Linked DNA regions of Mus musculus: regions 1, 2 and 3 are each linked to region 4. A link is a loop called in an ENCODE intact Hi-C map of the cell type or tissue named here. Cell type or tissue: heart. All regions are shown on one strand. Region 1 holds the start of Cenpo (centromere protein O). Region 2 holds the start of Rab10 (RAB10, member RAS oncogene family). Region 3 holds the start of Gm26520 (predicted gene, 26520). Region 4 holds the start of Rab10os (RAB10, member RAS oncogene family, opposite strand).

Region 1 (5,000 bases), 1.0 Mb before region 4:
GGCTGGAAGACTTTGTGAAGGTGATGTGTTAGGTGTCAGGAAAGAGGAAGAAAAGAAGCATTCTATTATGGCACCAGAGACTGGAGGCCAGTCATGGGACATCAAGGAAAGAAGAGGGAAATGGGGAGCAGAGAGAGGGAGGGGAGGTAAGGAACTCAAAGGCAACATTTTAAACCTGAGTGACCTGAAGTCCATTATTCCCAACAGAAAACATATTGTGTGTCAGCGATGACCCACAGATAATAGTGATGCTTATCCACTCTCCTCACTTGAACTTAGTGGCAATGATGATAATGATGATAGTAGTAGGTGCTTATTAATGAGAGCTTTAATTTGAATTTGTGCTGGTTCTTAAGAAACCACCATAACTAGAGGGGAAGAGTATAACAACATTGAAAGGAACCCACAATGCTTCAGGATGGTGGCCATTTGGCTCCCCAGACCCAGCTGACTTTCAGTTCTCCCAGAACTACAGTCACTTGAACAATCGGAACTTCTTCAAATACTGGCTCACTTCTTCCTTGGGGTATGGCCTCAGGGCTATGCATGTGGCAATGTTCTCCGGCTGCTCCAGCCACAGCGTGTGGTCAATGTTCTTCTGCTGCAGGGTCTCAGCCAGCTCCTTCAAGGTGGTCTCATCAGCAGCCTACAAGTTGCAGAACACACAACACAGACTGAATGACCCATTTAGGAAGTGTCAGAAGGTCACAAGAGTGGGGACGGGCTCTGTAACTGGAGCTGTGGCTCCACCAAAGAACTGTAGAGCAACAGTTGTGCCCATTGGTTTGCTATTTCCTTTTTTTAGGATCTTACAGAAGTGGCTAGGAAGGGGCTGAGAAGGAGGCTCGATACCCTGTTAATAAAATGCAATTCTCTTTTTTGTATTGAATTCTGCTATATAGTTTCTAGTTCCCTATGGCTGGCGCCTACTGCAGCTCACCTTCACCCTTAAGCTATCTGTGACTCAGCTGACCACTGGGAAGACTTCTAAAATTACATATACTTTCCTTCTCCCTCTCTCATCCCCTCAGGCCCAAGCCTAAGTTGATGCAGGACACATCTCTCAACTATTTGATATAAGAGGGCTCAGTCCACTGTGGGCAGTACCATCCCTAGGCAAATTGGCCTTAAGTGTATAAGTAAAATAGTTGAAGGTCAGGAGAGCCAGTAAACAGTGTTCCTCTGTGGTTTCTGCTTCAAGATTTCTGCCTTAAGTTCCTGCTTTGGCTTCTCTAGATGATTGATGTAACCTGTAAGGTGTAATAAATCCTTTCCTTCCCAAGTTGATTTTTTTTTGGCCATGGTATTTTTCTCAGCAACAAAAAGCAAACTAGAATATTATATTATGCATGCACACTGAGAATAACTTGTAAGATTTGTTTTTGTTTTTTTTTTCTTCCCATCAAGTGAGTCCAGGGATAGAACTAGGGTTGTCAGACTTGGTGGCATATGCCTTTACCCAATGAGCCATCTCACCAACCCTTTTCATCTACCCTATTATATGCTTTTTGGTCAGCAGAATAGGATCTAAGGCCAACAGGATCTTGACCTGGATACAAATACAACTTTTTTAAATTCCAGGAGATCTAGGAGAAGGCTTTCTGGTAAAGAATATCATATGGTCCTAACCCTTAAGAGTTAGTCCAGGAGCTGAGGAGATGCTCCGTGTCCAGAGGACCAGAGTTCAGTTCCTAGAACCCACAGTGGGATGTTCTCACTGCCTATAACTGCAGAAGAGCCTACATCCTACTCTGTCCTCCCATGTGCATACGTCCCACAGACACACACACCTACACGTCTGCACCCATGTGCATACGTCCCACAGACACACACACCTACACGTCTGCACCCATGTGCATATGTCCCACAGACACACACACCTACACAGAATTTAAGTAGATCTTTAAAAAAGGGTTAATCAAATGCGTATGTAAATCACCAAGATGGGAAAGGACCCCTCAGAAAGTTGAACACAGATGTAGGTTGGCACGTTGGTCCCTTTGGCCATTGTTCCTCCACTCTCACCCCTTTGCCAGTGTTTTCCTGGATAAAGATTTCTCTAGAGAAGCAGGTGCTATGTAAATGTCAGTTAGGAGACTTGAGACTCAGAGCTTCTGAAAAACATACTCCTTTTCCCCACTCACTGAGCATTTCTCCTTTTAAATAAACAGCCTCTATTTCTTACTAACAATATTAAGGCAGTGCTAATTTTAGGCCCAGCTTTTTTCTTTTTCTTTCTTTTTTTTTTTTTTTTTTTTTTTTTTTTTGAGACAGGGTTTCTCTGTATAGCCCTGGCTGTTCTGGAACTCACTTTGTAGCCCAGGCTGGCCTCGAACTCAGAAATCTGCCTGCCTCTGCCTCCCAAGTGCTGGGATTAAAGGCGTGCGCCACCTCGCCCGGCTAGGCCCAGTTTTAAAAGGCAGATTGGTGCACAGGCATAAGCGCCACGCTTTCCCCAGCTTCGTTCCCAGGGATCTAAGGGACACTGGAACAACCAATTTCTGGTGAACGCTGTGATAGCAGGGTCTGCGTCGGTTCTTCACAGTCATGCTCTGCCAAAGGGAAGGTTCACTGCGTAGCGCAGACCATTCCCAAACTCTTAGTGATCCCTCCTACAATCATGCCACACGTACTTCCGGAAGCTAAGGGTTGGGCCCAAGAGCAGATCTACTTCCGGCCTCGGCACCCCACCCCCGTTTAGGGTCCCTCCGGATACTCCCCACGCCTCACCTCGAGAACCACCTTGCGCATGCGCCCCAGCTCCCGGAGATAAGCTGCCGTGTGCGGATGGTCTCGATGAAGGTGCAAGGCTGCTGTGGCGGCGTGACAAGCCTGCGCTACCAGTGCGCCGGTGGGCCAGGAAAAGGGAGCCTGAGATAGATCCTTTCGTAATACTAAGTACTGTACAAGGATCTGTGGCTCCACCCCAGAGCATGCCATCTTCCTGATCATCAGACTGGCCGGACGTACCTTGCGGTGCATGCTGGGATTAGTGTGGAGCTGCTGGGCGCCACCATGTTCGTGTACGGCGGAAGCACAAAGCACTCTGGGATCAGTGGGTTACGTTGTTACTTCAGTTGCTCTCGGCGGGAATTCTTAAACTGCATCCTGAGTGAGGGAGCTTTGGCGAGAAAGCAAGACCCAGTGGTAGACAGATTAGCATTACTGTACAGCTTCTTTGGGTGTTCGAGGAAGCCCGGCTGGACCATAGTGGCCACGGCGGTGAGGTAGGCGTGGACAGGGCTGACCAGTCCAAGGTAAGGGACGCCAGCGGGGACACTTTGCTTATCCCGGGACTGTCAGGCAATAGTGGCAATAGATTGGTGATTGCGTGTCTTTTACTATTTACAGTTAAGGACGTTCGGGTCCATGTTAACCCTGCCTTGTACGTCCAGCATCGTAAGAAAAAACACTTGAGAACCCGAAGAGGAGATGGAGTCTGCAAATACTTTGTGTCCAGGCAGGAAGTGCAAAGGAGGTATTCAAAGGGGTTTGGCTTTCTCTGTACCACAGTGTTTCCAGACTTTATTGCAAAGGAAGGGACACTGTAAGGCAGTAACTTTGGCGATTAGATATGGATTTGATTCAGGGCTCTATCTTAGGAAATTTTGTGGCTTGGACACATTATAGTTCTGCCTCATTTTCTTTCTCCTTTAAACAAAACTTAATGTGAAAGCATCATGTGGGTTGAAATTGTTACTAAAAACTAAAAGTTTGATGACTTAATTGTTAAAAATATGTTGCAATCAAGTATAATCCATACCCTAGAACTAAATTACTATGTAATCCCAAATTTGCCAGTAACTTGCCCTTCTGTGTGTCAGCACACCTGGCTAAACAAGTGACGAGTGAAAGTTTGTGAATAATCATCAAACTTCGACAGGTCAATTATTCTCCAGTTCCCTTGTCATCTCCAATCCAAAAGATTGAAACATTTAGTTATGATTATGTTGGTTTTCTCTCTCTGCTTGGCAATTACCACTGCTTATCGTGTGAACTTGGAGAGGAACTAAATACAGCAGAGAGAAGGAACTGCTGTGCTCAGGCTCCAGAGGAAATAAAAGAAGTCAGGAGTCAGTAACGGGAAGAAAAGCAAGTGAAGGGCCAACATGCTGCCTACTGTGGCTCTCTCTTGATCTTATGCAAGTTGGTTTGTTTGTTTTTTAAAGGAGCTATACACTAGTAATTTGATGTCTAGCCTTGGCTGGATAGATGAATGAGCCAGGTCTGGGCTGTCCCAAGACAAATGAAGAAAGGATTTTTGTGAATGTATATTCTTGTGAACCCTGCAAAGTAAATATTGGATCTGCTTAAGGAAACTAGTTACATGAGGTGAAGCATTGGACTTCTCTAGGGAGGTTTCATCTGGGTTGTGGGAAAGCATGGAGAATCGGCCTTTCCCACCATAGATTTGTGCTTCTGTGATAAGCAGGCTTAGATGAAATGCTGCTGCCCACAAAGCAAGCAGTAGACAAATCAGGAGTCTCTTGTTCTTTTCAAGTGAGCGTACTAATTAGTGGGTGTTTTTACACCAGTGGCCAGCAGAGAGGTTAATGGTCTCTGGTTTGGTTATTTGGGCCTATGGCTTTATAAATTTATGGCAGACCAGTTGTGATGGTACATGTCTTTGATCCCAGCACTCTGGGTGGAAGCAGGTGGATCTCTGTGAGTTCAAGGACAGCCTGATCTACATAGTGAATTCTGGGCCAGTCGTGTAGGAAAGACCCTGTCTCAATAAACAGATAAATAAATAAATATGCCCTAGATATATGAGTTATCTATTGTGACGACTGTTTTTGGTTGTCAACTTGATGCAACCTGTGAAGAGGGAACCTCAATTGTTAAGGAATTAACTCATCAGATTGGTCTATGGGCAGTTTCTTTAGGGCGTTTTTTTTTTTTTTTTTATTGCTTCTTAATTGGAAGAGCACCTAACCCATTGCGGCAGGTGGTCCTCGGTGGTATATGAAAGCTAACTGAGCAGTAGCAGGAAGCTAATA
Region 2 (5,000 bases), 74 kb before region 4:
CAGAGAGGTGGGTGAAGACCTGCCTAGTATGTATAAGGGTTCAATTCCCAATAACCAGAAAGTCAATTCCTTTTTAGTTTTGTAGCTGGGAAAGGATGGGAAGAATGAGAGGGTCTCTAGCTCAGTATTTGCTGGAGGCTAGCTTTGAGCAGCCAATCCTTGTGTCTCAGCTCCTGAGTATTAGGATTACAGACATTTTAACTACATCCAACAAAATTATGATCTCAAGGATCTACCATTCCATGATCCTGATTTAAGAATGAAAACAACTGTTAGTAAATATGACCAAATAATTTGCAAAATTTCAGAATACAAAGTTTGGAAACAACTGGGATATAGAATGAATTTAAAAATGGTAATTATTGGGGCCTAACAAACACAGAAGTGGATGCTCACAGTCAGCTATTGGATGGATCACAGGGCCCCCAATGGAGGAGCTAGAGAAAATAACCAAGGAGCTAAAGGGATCTGTAATCCTATAGGTGGAACAACAGTATGAACTAACCAGTACCCTCCGGAGCTCATGTCTCTAGCTGCATATGTATCAGAAGATGGCCTAGTCGGCCATCAGTGGAAAGAGAGGCCCATTGGTCGTGCAAACATTATATGCCTCAGTACAGGGGAACGCCAGGGCCAAGAAGTGGGAGTGGGTGGGTGGGGGAGTGGGTGGGGGAGCATGTGGGGGACTTTTGGGATAGCATTGGAAATGTAAATGAAATAAATACCTAATAAAAAATTGAAAAAAATGGTAATTATTTCTAGCAGTCCATTACTTCCCAAATTTGTGTGATAGTATTGTTTCCCAAATTCAGCTTTCTACTTTAAAAACTAATAAATCCAATTACATTCAAGAAGGGGCGGTAGCACACACCTGCAAACTTGGGAGGGCGAATCTGGAGAAGGTTGAGGCTTGCCTGGGTAATTTACAGACTAGGACTTTCAGAATGCTTTACAGTATTGGAATTTAATCAATTGAGCTATTTGAGAAAGAATAATCTCAACCCACCTCCACATTCTGACAAGGTCTCCCAGGCTGACATCCAATTCTCTTTTGTTATCAAAGATGACTCTACACTTCTGATTTTCTGGTCCCCAACTTGCAAGAATTGAACCCAGGGCTTCATTTATGCTAGACAGGCACTGTACAAGTGCGCTACATCCCCAGCTCCTTGAAGATTTTCCTGGGGTGCTCAAGATTATGACTGAGCTAAGACAAAGCTGAGAAGCTTACCGACAACTTTTAATAGAATTGTTGATTCATGATACAGCACGACAGTCCCAGCTGGAGGAAGAATGATTTGGAGGATATAGTTTAATGAGAAAACTAAAACCAATCAGAGAATCAACTGGGAGATGGTTTAGAGAACACAAACACCTTCAAAGGCTTATGGGTGTTTAGAAGGAGGACAAGTCTTTGAAGAGCATGATCACATCTAAGATGGTCAGAAAAGAACATGATCAAAGGCTTTACTTACACATGAAATGCACATGTTGGTGATGGCGAGGTGTCTGCCAAAGTGTAGCTTATTTTTATTTAATATGCTTATATATTTGTTATATGCTAATTAGTTATGTGTGTGTGTATATAAAATTTACCTAAATAAAAATCTCCTTATTGGTGAATCAGCTCATCAGGTTCAACCATTCTACCATCACATTCTGCGGGTGCTGGAGCATACTTAGAAAGGTAAGTTAGAAATTTGCTTATTTCGACTATAGAAAGGAAGAAAAGGGAGGTGTAAATAAAACTGATAGGGAGAGAGGGAAAAGGGACAAAACTAGAGAAAAGACATGGCACAGGTGTGGTGGAGTTACCCCACCAGAGTAGCCCTCAGGAGGCTGAGACTGGAGATTCATGAATTGGAAGTCAGTACTGGTGTACAGACTTTGCAACAAAACAACCAACCTACAAACAAGTGAAAAGCAAGGAAGAGATCGGTTGGGATGGGGCAGGCTTTCAGATTTTCGATTTGGTGGTACAACTTTGGCTACAGTGACCGCCCGCCTTTTCTGAATAGAGCGCTTCAGCTCCCGGGATTCCAAGGGCTGCTTAGGCCCGAAGCAGCAAAGAAGCTTCCATTCGCAGGGAGGTTCTCCCCGCACCCGGGGTTCCTCAGGCCGATGACATCATTCCAACCCCAGGAGCGCTGCGCCTTTTTCAGTTTGGAATCCCGGCTCTATCAACTCTAGCTTCTTAAGGAGACCAGGTTGTCAGGACCAGCCCACAAGCGGGATCTCTTCTGGAGATGTCCGGGTTTAGTAAGGAGGTTCCTGAGTGGCCCAGAGCACTTCTTTCTCTCTCATCTATATGAACTATACACACACACACACACACACAGCCAGCCACGCCCGTCGCTGGGCTAACATCCTTAGCTCCTCAACAGGATACTGAGAGGGAGTAGAGGATTCCAGCAGTCAGCTGGGCGCCCCGGAAAAGGCAAGGGAGGGAGGGCAGGAGCTATACGGACGTAGTGCGCCTGCGCAGTTCCCGGGCCGCACCTCCCCCGCGGGGCGTGTTCGTCAAGCCGCTCACCCAATCAGGAGGCCGTAGGGAGCGCGCCCGCGGCCTCGCCCCCTCTGGTCCCGCCTCCGCGTGCCCTACTTGCCCGCCCGCGCGCGTGCGCAGAGGCGGGCCGCAGGGGCGAGGGCGCGAGAGAAGGGCGGGTGTACGTCCTTGCGTGCGTCTCAGGCTGCGCGCACGCCGGCGTGAGAGGGCACGGGGAAAAAGGTGGCTCTGGCCGGGGCGGCTCTGTTTCCTGGGGTTATGTAGCAGGGCTTGTCGGCTCGCGAGACCTCCCGCTGCCCTCGCCCGTGTCCTAGCGCGGGGTTTCTGCTCCGGGCGGAGGCCGTGTTCAAGCCCGCCGCGCTCCCTCGACGTAGAGCTCGCTCGTCCGCCCGTGGGAGCGTCCCGGCCGAGCTGCGCTGAGGGGGGAGGGGAGGCCATTTTGTCCCGACCGACTCCCCGGAACCGGGCGGAGCGGCTGGGAGAGGCTGCGGAGCCGCGGGCGCCGCCCCTCGGAGGCACGGGCGCCGCCACCGTCGGGGCTTCCTCGACGAGGCCGTTCGGAAGGTCTCCTGCTCCGTCTCGAGAGCTGCTTTCTCCTTCCGCACACGCTACCCGGCTGCTGCGGCCCCAGAACGCCCGGGTGAGGAGTTGGTTGTAGTGAGCAGTTCCGATCCCTTGGGGCTACCGGCGGCGAGCGCCCGAGCCGCTCCTCCCAATGGCGAAGAAGACGTACGACCTGCTTTTCAAGCTGCTCCTGATCGGGGACTCGGGAGTGGGCAAGACCTGCGTCCTTTTTCGTTTTTCGGACGATGCCTTCAATACCACCTTTATTTCCACCATAGGTAAGACCTGTGGGAGGATGGTGTGGGGGCTCTGTAGCCGCGAGCCGTTTTCTTTTATTCCAGACATCTTGCTTCCCGGAATTTACGCCTTTGTTCCAGTGATTCCGATTCCAGACGACAGACCTAAGTTACTGTTGGAATCGGAATAGCCTTACTGGGGCGGGGTCTTCCCATGCTTACCATCCGGTCTCAAGTCTCCTTCTCTGTTCGGTGCCTTCTGGCACAAAATATGCAGCATTTAGCAGCGTTCCAGAATCCGGTTTCTTTAAGTGACTTGCCTGGCCTTACCATAATTGCATGAAGTTACTTGATGTGCTATTTGTAATAGACGTAATTTAGTGGTTGGGATTGAAGCAGTACTGGCTATGTGGCAAAGGCCCGAATTGGGGGTCAAAGAGAAAATATTCTATCTGACTGTAACTTGGAGTAAACTTGAGAGTTGCAGAATCATTAAGGAAAATGAGAGGGGCGGGGGAAAGTGAGTTGGCTGTCTTGACTGAACCATTGATGTGTCAAACAATCGGAGGCCCTTCGTGCTTGGGGTGGGAATCTGGCATGGTTGGCTCACAGTGCTTTTTCAAGACCTCAACGAAGCAGATGGACGGTTTCTGTTTTCAACCCAATGGAATCAAGTCAAGTTCTAATGTTTTACTTGATGTTAGAATTTACAGGAAAATCTTTCGTCAGTCATGGCTCTAAGGACTTCTAATGTACTACCACATATTTCGGAATTACTTGGTATGGAAATAAAAACTGACCTTTTAAATGGGTTTCCTGTTTCGGAAATGAAAAGGGAAGGTTTCAAGAAAGTCGTTTTGACGCTGGCACCAACATCAATTTTGTCAAAGTAACTGTACATGACCACCCCCCTCCCTGGTTTTTTAAAGTATCCGGTGTCTTTCATTTTTGAACCTCAGCTCCGGCATTAGAGCAGTGCAGGAAAACTTGTGATAAATGTAACTAGCTTCACGATGAGAAGCGACTCTAGTGGTTTTCCTTAAGAATTGTGAAAATCTTGTTTTAACCAATTTATAGTATAGGATTTCCTTAAGACATATTTGTAAGTAGCTTAAGCATATTTTCGCAAAATATGCTTAAGTTATACTGCAATTAAGATGAGCAAATTTTTATTTAAAATAGGTTGTTTTACCTTACTGGTGGGCAGGATTGTCAAAATATCACGAAGCTTGAACTTGTCCTCTGCTTAGTGGGTTAGCACTTACACAGCACTAAGTTTGCTTTGAAGTGTAGCTGGGTCAGTCAGGTGGCTAGATCAGCAAATATTTATTGAGCACCAAGTTCTAGGCACTGTTAAAAGCGTTGAAAATAAGTGGTCGATACAATAGACCCCTTGAGCATTCTGATAAAGAAGGCAACAACAGTGTGCAAAGCACTAGAGTGAGGAGAGGGAGGAAGGGGAGTAGTCTGAATTATGGGGAATCTGCTTTGCATGGATGTTTAAAACGTAGTCTGAAAGACAAGTATGAATTGGATCAGAGGAGAGGTAGCCTCTTTGAAAGAGAATTTAGTGTGCGATCCTTTTTTTTTTAACCTGCTCTTGAGAACGGGTAGGTGAAAGTAGGAAGTAAAGTTTCCTGGTGAAGAAAGCTACTTAGCCCCCCAGCTGCCTGTCCTCAGGTACTGGGCATTGA
Region 3 (5,000 bases), 120 kb before region 4:
AGTTCCTTTTCTAAAGAAGTAAATACGTTCCTTTCCCCCTCATCCACACACAGAGCAGTGTCTCTCAAAGCAGAGTTTTGTGTCTTAAGATTTATGTATTTCTGTCTTACGTGTCTTGGTGCTTTGTCTGTATGTATGTTTGAAGGTGCCAGACCCCCTAGAATTGGAATTACTGACCGACGTGAGCTTCTATGTGGGTGCTGGGAATTGAACCCATGACCTCTGGAAGAGCAGCAGCCAGTGCTTTTAACTTCTGAGCCATCTCTCCAGCCCCATCTCTCACCATTCTTTTTGTTTGTTGTTTGTTGTTGTTGTTTTTTTTTGGGGGGGGGGACAGGGTTTCTCTGTGTAGCCTTGGCTGTCCTGGAACTCACTCTGTAGACCAGGCTGGCCTCAAACGCAGAAATTCGCCTGCCTCTGCCTCCCGAGTGCTGGGATTAAAGGCGTGTGCCACCACGCCAGACTCCACCATTCTTCCATGTTTTATTCTCCAGCTATGCTGACTTGCAGTCCCCCTAAGATGCACCACTGTTTCCCTGTGTCCCTGTGCTCCCTTGCTGCTCCTCTGCTTGAGGTGTCCTCCTCCCTCTACTCCTGTCTACATAGCCTCATCTTCCACAGCTCAACCCCACCTGGGTCCTGCTTACACTATTCAATGAGACTTTCCTTACACAGGCCTGCTTTCCCCTTCAGTAAACCCCTCTGGAAACACCCTCAAATCACACCCAGAGTTCAGAACTTTATTTTTTAATAGAGAGAGACAGAGAGAATCCTAAGTAACGCAGTCACTCTTGTGAAACAAGCACTCTTCCCCACCAAGCCGTCTGGCCAGTCCTCTATTCTACTTTGAGACAAGGTCTTTCTTTTTTGTTTGGTTTTTGTTTTTTTTCAAGACAGGGTTTCTGTGTAACTCTGGCTGTCCTGGAACTTGTTCTGCAAACCAGGCTGGCCCAGGGCTTCCACTGTGTAACTCTTACAGGACTCTTTATAGCGGGACTTGGGACAACCAAGTCTGTCTTTCTCTCCATCACGTATGTCCCCTACAGGCAAGAGCATGATTTTTGCCCCCATGCTTCCTTTTTTTTTTTCACATTCAACACACTGAATTTTGTGATTGTACAAACTTAGGCAATCACTCTTGTTTGTTAAGCAAATGAGCACATGTTAAAAACTTTTAGGGTAAGAAATTAATGAAGTGAAACCAGAAGTAACCTTCTACTGTAGTATGCTCTACTTTGACTAAAGTAGTCCCATGATTATCACTTGCATGGGCCTCCTGTAACTCCTAGGAAATGGGAAAATACTAATAATTAATTAACTAATTTTATTTATTTATTTATTTTGAGACCGGGTTTCATTGCATAGCTCTGGCTGTCCTGGAACTTACTCTGCAGACCAGGTTAACCTCGAATGCACAGAGATGTGCCTGCCTTTGCCTCCTGAGTGCTGGGATTAGAGGCGTGTCCTTGGAAATATCCTTGTTTTTAAAGAGGGCCCAGCTGGGAAGCTTCCGACTCACGAGGTTTCTAAGAGGGAAGAAACCAAAATAATAGAAAATAAATTAAAATAATAAAATCAAACCAGAAACAAAACCACTGAAACTCCAACCCCACAGCCCTGTGGTCTTTCCCTTACGCAGTGGGTTGTGTTACCATAAAGTGACAGGCCAGATAATGAAAGTGCTTACTCAGCATATAGCCCAACCTGTTTTAACCTCCCAAATGCTGAGATTACAGTGTGTACTACCACACTCAGCTGTATACAAAAAGTTCTTTTTCCCCAGGGGATTCCCATGTCAGCTGCTTCTTCAAGTAAAGGCCAAGTGACAGTCAGATCACAGCCATAAAACTATACCAAGAAGATAGAATACATGCATCAGTCAGCGGGGGCTTTACCAACAAAACCAGGATTAACTCTGGACTTGGACTACTATGCAAATCTGGCCAGCAGAGGGCGATATGGCTATGTGACAAAATTACTGCATAGTCTGGAAGATGCTCATTTTAGTCTTCCAGTATGTCAAAATTAGATTTTAATTTCAAAACTTTTAATTTTAGTTTTTTCTGGTTCTTTAGATCAATCCTCTACACATAATAGGCAAATATTCTACCATTAAGCTAAACCCTCAATCTTTAAGCCTAGATTTCTTTTTTACGTTTTATTAACAATTTGGTTATTTTATGTGTGTGGGTGTTTAACCTGTGCTTCACATATGGACAGTATACATGGACACCAGAAGAGGGCATCAGAAACTCTGGGACTGCAGTTATGGATGGCTAGGAGCCACCATGTGGGTGCTGGGAATTGATCCTGTGTCCTCTGGAAGAGTAGCCAGTTCTCTTAACTAGGGAGTGAGACATCTTCCCAGTGCCGATTTGTTCTCATTGTCATTGATGTTGTTTGTTTGGGACAGTATCTCTTCGCTGAGGTCCAGAATGTCCTGGAACTCACTATGTGATGCTGGTTCGTTGCAAACACGCAGTCCTGGTGCCTTAGCCTCTTGAGTTCTAGGATTGCCAATGTGTGCTACTGTGTTTAGTGTCGAGCCTATGCTAAGGTTTTCTATCTTTTTTTCATTTGCTGTTGTTTTGTTTTTGAGATAGAATATCAGTAGCCCAGACTGGCCTTCAATTTATATTGCAGAGGATAGTCTTGAATCTTGATTCACCTGTCACAGTGCCTAGTGTCCTGGCGATTTACCCCCAAGCCTGCCTATTCAAACCCAGGTTTCTAAATGCTTCTCTTTCACCTATAGATTTTTCTCATGGTTTCTTTTGTAATTTCTGGAGGCTGGGATTTGTCAATCAAAATTTTTATTTTATTTTTTATTATCTGTTTTTTGTTGTTTATAAGATGTAGTTTTATGTATCTCAGGCTAGCCTGGAATTTACAATGTAGCCAAGGTTGACCTTCCAGCTTTCACCTGAGTACCAGGGTTACAGGCCTGCATTGCCAGAGCCCTTTGATTGATTGATTGATTGATTGATTGATTGATTGTTTCTTTTTTGAGGCAGGATTTCTCTATGTAGCCCTGGCTGTCTTGGAACTCACTCTGTAGACCAGGCTGGCCTCGAACTCGCAGAGATCCACCTGCTTTTGCATTCCAGGTGCTGGGATTAAAGGCGTGTGCCATTATGCCCACATGCTTATTTTTAAATTTATTCTCATTGATTCATTTATTTTTGCAGTGCTGGGGGAAATCCTGGGCCTTGTGCAACCTAGATATGAATTTAGTCACTGTGATACATCATCAGCCTCTTCAAATTGGATAAACAGAAATGTCTGGGGGAAAAATTAGGAGGCTGAGAATGTAGTTCAACTGGTAGAGGGCCTGACTGTAGTACATGAAGCCCTGAGTTCAGTCCCTAGCACTGCATAAAGCCAGGGATTGTGGTTCAATCCTAGCACTCAGGGATTAACGGTTGGGGAGTGTAAAGTTCAAAGTCACGCTCAAATACACAGAATGCCAGAATGGACTACATGAGTCCATGTCTAATAAAACATTTAGGAACTGGGCAGATGACACAGTGGTTACAGCATTTGTTGTACACGTGTGAGGGTCTGAGTTAGAATCCTAAGGACATGCATAAAGCCGGGAAGGGAGGGAAGTCCTGCAATCCCAACACCTCTTCCATGGCGATGGGAGGGGGAAGCAGCATATAAGAGAGAACCGGTCTCAAATGAACAAGCACACAAGCACGCGCACCACACACACACACACACACACACACACACGCGCGCGCGCGCGCGCACCACACACACACACACACACACGCGCACGCGCACCACACACACACACACACGCGCGCACCACACACACACACACACACACACACACACGCACGCGCACCACACACACACACACACACACACACACACGCGCGCGCGCGCGCACCACACACACACACACACACACGCGCGCGCACCACACACACACACACACACACACACACGCGCGCGCGCACCACACACACACACACACACACACACACGCACGCGCACCACACACACACGCACCACACACACACACGCACACACACACGCACGCGCACCACACACACACACACACACACGCACGCGCACCACACACACACACGCACACACACACGCACCACACACACACACGCACACACACACGCACGCGCACCACACACACACACACACACACACACACAGAACATGGATAATGAAAAGGATCAACTTGCAGTCGCTGCGCTGAGCATCTATAGATGAATCACGGAAGCCTTAACTGATCTTCACATCCGCTCCCGGCTTCCGCTCCGCTGCTGAGGGCAGCAGTCACACTTCTGCCTGCTTTCTCCCGCAGCAGAGCCAGGGTTTCCCCCTACCCAGCACTGAACCTTGAGGCTCCAGCCTCAATAGAGATTCGCCAGCCTCCTCAGGCCTGCGGACAGACCCCTTGCTTCCTTATCTTTCTCACAGGCCACTTGTACTGTATGTAAGTACCATGCGACTTTAAAAAGATGTGTTATTTTAAAATTATGTATATGTATATGTGTCTGGAGGGTGGGTATGTACAGGTGAGTGCCTGAGGCCAGAAGGTGTTAGAGCCTCTGAAGCTACTGTGAGCCACCCATGGTGGGTACTAAAAATTAATCTTGGGTCCTCTGAGCCATGGCTGAGCCTTGAATCCAGTTCCTTCTTTGAAAACAAACAAACAACAACATAATGTTGCTAAACATCTATCTATGTATCTATATATGTAATCTATGTAATCTGACCTCAACAATTCCTTTTGTTTTTTCTGTTCTACTTTGCCACAGTTAACTTCCTTGTTAGTAAACTTTAAGTACTTTTTTGAGAGGGATGGCTTTTTTTTTTTTTTTTTTTTTTTTGGTTGGTTGGTTTTGTATTTGTTTCTTTGTTTGCTTTTTGAGATAGGGGTCTCTCTATAGAACTGGCTGTCCTGCAACTCAGTATGTAGACCAGGTTGGACTCGAACTCGCAGAGATCTGCTTGCCTGTCTCTCAAGTGCTGAT
Region 4 (5,000 bases):
ACAGGGCGTGGGCAGTGTCATGTGCAGGCAGGGGGCAGGGCCTCACCATCCTTCGCTGGTGTGCTGTTGTCCAAGTAGTCGTGGATCAGCTCCTCCTACAGTAGAGAGAAAGTCACTTCCTGGGCAGGGCCTGCGGGGAAAGGGGGCAGGGTCAGGCGATGGGGTGGGGCCTTGGGGGTCAGGGGCAGGGCCTGGGTGACTCATTTGGCCTAAACTTCCTGGGGTGGGGGTGGTACTTCCTGTCAGGGCCTCAGACAGGAAGTCCCACCTCATACAGGAAGTTCCACCCCCACACACTGATGATGTCATCTAACCCCATCCCCAACATAAAAGACCCACCTCCAGGTTATGACCCTGCAGAAAGTAAGTTATGGCATAGACAGGAAGCTCCCTCCCCAATGACGTCACCCCAGGCCCCGCCCCACAAAGTAACGCTCCCCCCCGCCCCCCCCACTGCCAACATTGACCCTGTGAACCTGCCCACAACACTCTGCTCACCTCCGTGGATGCCCCAGGTGAAGATGGCTACCCTCATGATGACGCTGTGCTGCTCTGCTTCCTGCTCAGCCTGGGGGATGGGACGGGGTCACAGGGGTCAGGGTTCATCCAGGCCATGCCCACCAAACCACCATGCCCATCACTTCTTGACTATGCCCACCACTTCCAGTCCCACTTTTCACTTCCTGTTTTCTCCTATGATGTCACTTTCTGTTCTGCCTGCTCCGTCCCCAGAAGGCCCCACTCACCTGTACAGCACCCCCCATGGCGTCCTCCTGGTCCTTTGACTTCTCCAGGATCAGCCCCTCCAAGGCCTGTGGGTCAGTGGTGGGGTCATCACAAGGGGTGGAGTCAGGGGCGGGGTCAGTGAGGTCACCTGAATAGATTTGCACAAATTTGCATGACAGGAAGTAAGCAGGCAGGGCCTGAGGTGATGGGCGGGACAGGAAGTGGAGGGCATGGCCAGGCACAGTGGGCTTGGCTGGAAGTGTGCAATGGCGTTGGGAAGTGGGCGGGGATAAGATGAAAAGGGTCGAGGCCTGCAATGGGTGTGGAAGGGGCAGGGCCACACACCACCACAGGGTCAAGGTCTCTGGGTCTTCCTGGGGGAGGGACGGGTGGAGCTGGAAGTGACATCATACCAGACTTCCTGGCAGCCCCTCACAGAAGCCCCACCCACAAGTCAGAAATCCTGAAAATGACATCACTTCCAGTGGGCCTGGCCCCACCCACCATCCTGATGTCTTGCCCATAAAGCTCCCAAAAAGCAGGAAGTGACATCACTTGTGGTTGGTGTGGTGACCTCATTTCCCCGCTCCATCATCCCCAGAACCCACCCTCTTCTCCCAAACTCAGAACTGCAATCATGATGCCACTTACAGTGGGTATGGCCACCAACAGACCACGCCCATCTTCCTAAAAAGATGAAAGTAGCTACCCTGAGGCCCCTTCCCACTGACCTTTGTGCCCCCCCCCCCTCGCGGCAAAGTACTGGAGGCAGGGCCAGGTGGCCTTGCTCAGCATCTCGGGGAAGGCAGGATGGACGACCATGAAGGCCAGGCCCTGGGGTGGGGGGAAGGGGTGAATGGGTGGGGTCAGACACGCGTCAAGGCCCTGCCCACAATGACTCAATCACTCTTGGGCACACCCCCAGCCAGGACGTCAAGAGAATATATACAATATATACAAATGCGGGGGGGGGGGTGTCACAGGGTGATGACATCATCTGGACACGTGTCAATGGCAAGGAGGGAAACTGTGACATCATCTGAACTCAGGAAAAGCCATAACGTCATGCAGTTTTATGCAAATGCATGCAAATTTACATGACAAATACACGCAGAGTAAAGCCATAACATCGTTTATGTTTATGGAAATTTACTCAGGGGAGCTGTCATTATGCAAATTTATGCAAATTTTCATCATGCGAAACTGATGTCACATGAGCGTATGCAAATTCCCAACGTACACGATATGCTAATTTATACAGGTCAGGGGAGGTTATATAAACCTGGGTAGAACAAAACCAAGCAGCCATTCAAATTCACTCAAATTCATGCAAACGAGCAGCAATGAAACTTAGACCCCATGCAAATCTATGTCTCTTGCAGGAGCTTAGTTAAGACCCCGCCCCAGGCCCCTGTCACTCACGCTCAGCCACTCCCAGCCCTCGCTCAGGCTCCGTCCCTGGCCTGTCTGTCAGTGCCTCTTGGGAAAAAACAGGTCACTCACCTGAAGCTACGTCCACATGCCACTCCGCTAGTCGCTGTCAATCCCGTGGGGACCAAGTGTCACTCACGTGAAACCCCGCCGACATGTCTCGCACAGCGAACCCCAGGATCTCCTTCCGCCGCGAGGAGGCGCTCGCCAGGACGACGCGGTGCCAGCGCAGGCACGTGCGGGGTGATGTCACAGCGACATCTGGGCGGGGAGTGATGACGTCGAACGGGTCGCCTGTGGTTCTGCGGTTCGCCGAAAGGTCAGGAGCTGAACCGGTGACGTCGCTGGAGTCGCCGGGGATTGGGGCGGGGGGGGGGTAACGGTGGTTGCGGCGGGGAAACCGGAAATCGGTCGCGCTGCTCCGAAAGGGAAAACCGGGTTCGGCGAAGAGAGGAACTGCACATCCGCTGTTTGCTTGTCCGCTTCTGATCAGCGGAACCCGGAACTGGAAGTCTTCAATGTCACGCTGCCGCTCCGAGTTCTCGTGAGATTTACAATGCGGTAGAAGGACTCACTTCCTGTTGGAACGGAGGAACTTCCTGTCTGGAAGTTAGGGTTCAAGCATGCTGGGAGTTGCAGTTATTTCCTGCTTTAGGCATGACTTCCTGTTTGCCATAGGAAGTGACGCCACAGTAGCCCCGAGTTTCACTGGGAGGCACGCTGGGAGGTGTAGTTCCTACCTGTACATCTCCGGGTCTAACCTCCCAGGAACGTACCGTATTAATACGCTGCCCTGTCACCGGGTCGAAGCGCCCGCATGCCCGGCCTCCCCTCACCGTGGCCGCTTCACCGCAGGCAAATCCATATCCTTTGACACCAACCGGAGCGGATGCAGTAACCATCTCACCTGTGATGCAGTGACCATCCCAAGGGAGATGTAATGACTCTTACCTGAGATGCAGTAACCATCTCACCTGAGATGCAGTGACGATCCCAACTGTGATGCAGTGACCATCCCACATGAGATGTAGTGAGCATGCCACTTGAGATGTATTGACAGTGATTATCCTACCTGAGATACAGTGACCATCCACCTGAGATGCAGTGACCATCTCACCTTTGATGCAGTGAACATTCTACCTGAGTGATTCTTACATGAGATGCAGTGTCCATGCCACCTGAGATGTTGTAACCATTCCACCTAGGATGCAGTGACTATGCCATCTGAAATGTAGTGACCATCCCAGGTGAGATGGGATGATAATCCCACCTGTGATGCAGTTGACTATCCCACCTGAGATGTAGTGACCATCCCACCTGAGATGAAGTGACCACTTGAGATGTGATCGTCTCTCCTGAGATGAAGTCACCATCTTACCTGAGATACAGTGAAAATCCCACATGGGATGCAATGACTATCCAACCTGAGATGTAGAGAGTCGTCTTAACAGAAATGCAGTGACCATCCACCTAAGATTCAGTGACTATCCCACGTGTGAAGTTGTGACCATCCCAAGTGAGATGGGATGACAATCCCACTAGTGATGCAGTGACTGTCCCACCTGAGATGCAGTGACCATGCCACCTGAGATGTTGTGACTATCTCACGTGAGATACTATGACAATCCCACCTGTGATGCAGTGACCACCCCACCTGAGATGTAGTATCCATCCCTCCTGAGATGCAGTGACCATCTTACCTGAGATGCAGTGAACATCCCACATGGGATGCAGTGACCACCCCATCTGAGAGATGTAGTGAGTCTTACCAGAGAATCAGTGACCATCCCACTTGAGATGTTTTGACCATCCCACTTGGGATGCAATGACCATGCCACCTGAGATATAGTTACCATCCCACCTGTGATGCAGTGACTATCCCACCTGTGATGCAGTGACAATTCCAACTTTGATGCAGTGACCATTCCACCTGAGATGCAGTGACCATCCCATCTGTGATGTAGTGACCAGGTGTACTAGTAATTAGACACATTAGAATTCATTATAACTCTTTTTATTCAAAGAAAACAAGACATTTTCACTTAATTGATGTGAATTTCTAAATGCAATAAGGATCTTATTGTATGTTCTTTAGTTGTATACACTGCATTTCATTATCTTGATGTATTTTCATAAGCACATTATGAAGAAACCTGTACAAGGTGTTATAGCAGGAAGAAAAGTGATTTAACACAGAAAAGAGTTAATCTTGACTGCCTGAGAGTTCTACTCTGTGCTAGTAACAATAATAGTGTATTTTTTTAGTGTACAGGTGTATTAGTAATTAGACAAATTAGAATACATTAAAATTGTGCTTATTCATAGAAAACAAGACATTTTTGCTCAATTGATGTGAATATTTATGATAAGAAGGACCTTGTACTGGCTAGTTTTGTGTCAACTTGACACAGCTGGAGTGATCACAGAGAAAGGAGCTTCAGTTGAGGAAATGCCTCCATGAGATCCAACTGTAAGGCATTTTTTCAATTAGTGATCAAGGGGGAAAGGCCCCTTGTGGGTGGGGCCATCTCTGGGCTGGTAGTCTTGGTTCTATAAGAGATCAGGCTAAGCAAGCCAGGGGAAGCAAGCCAGTAAAGAACATCCCTCCATGGCCTCTGCATCAGCTTCTGCTTCCTGACTGCCTGAGTTCCAGTCCTGACGTCCTTTGGTGATGAACAGCAGTATGGAAGTGTAAGCGGAATAAACCCTTTCCTCCCCAATTTGCTTCTTGGTCATGATGTTTGTGCAGGAATAGAAACCCTAAGACAGATCTTATTGAATGTTATTTCCTTTAGTTGGCTGCACTGTATTTCATTATCTTGACGTATTTTCATAAGCACATT

The links. A loop is a pair of places that touch in the nucleus more often than their neighbours do. Peaks named below come from ENCODE experiments on the same cell type or tissue, not always from the same donor. Only the 100,000 strongest peaks of a DNase experiment are listed, where the experiment ranks them.
Region 1: it touches region 4 in a loop (7-fold over the local background); 3 of 42 quality-filtered maps call a loop at or near these places.
Region 2: a loop joins it to region 4, with 6 times the contacts of the local background. A loop is called at or near these places in 19 of 42 quality-filtered maps.
Region 3: a loop joins it to region 4, with 4 times the contacts of the local background. A loop is called at or near these places in 25 of 42 quality-filtered maps.

What each region holds. Positions count from the first base shown.
Region 1 is chr12:4,232,009-4,237,008 of GRCm38, reverse strand. It overlaps Cenpo (centromere protein O), which reads left to right and starts at 3,044. Exons shown (of 7, transcript NM_134046.6): 1 at 3,044-3,257; 2 at 3,352-3,478. The coding sequence starts at 3,433. Ptrhd1 (peptidyl-tRNA hydrolase domain containing 1) reads right to left here and starts at 2,996. Exons shown (of 2, transcript NM_001204912.2): 1 at 2,731-2,996; 2 at 1-646. The coding sequence starts at 2,982. The coding sequence ends at 476. In heart, a CTCF peak has its summit at 3,089; DNase peaks (open chromatin) are centred at 2,748 and 2,898; H3K4me3 peaks cover 2,458 bases; H3K27ac peaks cover 1,768 bases.
Region 2 is chr12:3,307,640-3,312,639 of GRCm38, reverse strand. It overlaps Rab10 (RAB10, member RAS oncogene family), which reads left to right and starts at 2,671. Exons shown (of 6, transcript NM_016676.5): 1 at 2,671-3,348. The coding sequence starts at 3,222. In heart, no CTCF peak of the experiment used is centred here; a DNase peak (open chromatin) is centred at 2,559; H3K4me3 peaks cover 3,398 bases; H3K27ac peaks cover 2,205 bases.
Region 3 is chr12:3,356,322-3,361,321 of GRCm38, reverse strand. It overlaps Gm26520 (predicted gene, 26520), which reads left to right and starts at 4,169. Exons shown (of 2, transcript NR_166882.1): 1 at 4,169-4,459. In heart, a CTCF peak has its summit at 1,946 (motif pointing right); a DNase peak (open chromatin) is centred at 1,931; H3K4me3 peaks cover 873 bases; H3K27ac peaks cover 348 bases.
Region 4 is chr12:3,233,159-3,238,158 of GRCm38, reverse strand. It overlaps Rab10os (RAB10, member RAS oncogene family, opposite strand), which reads right to left and starts at 2,368. Exons shown (of 7, transcript NR_015551.1): 1 at 2,230-2,368; 2 at 747-874; 3 at 499-568; 4 at 47-130. In heart, a CTCF peak has its summit at 2,349; DNase peaks (open chromatin) are centred at 528, 1,068, 2,378, 2,848 and 1 weaker place; H3K4me3 peaks cover 1,906 bases; H3K27ac peaks cover 819 bases.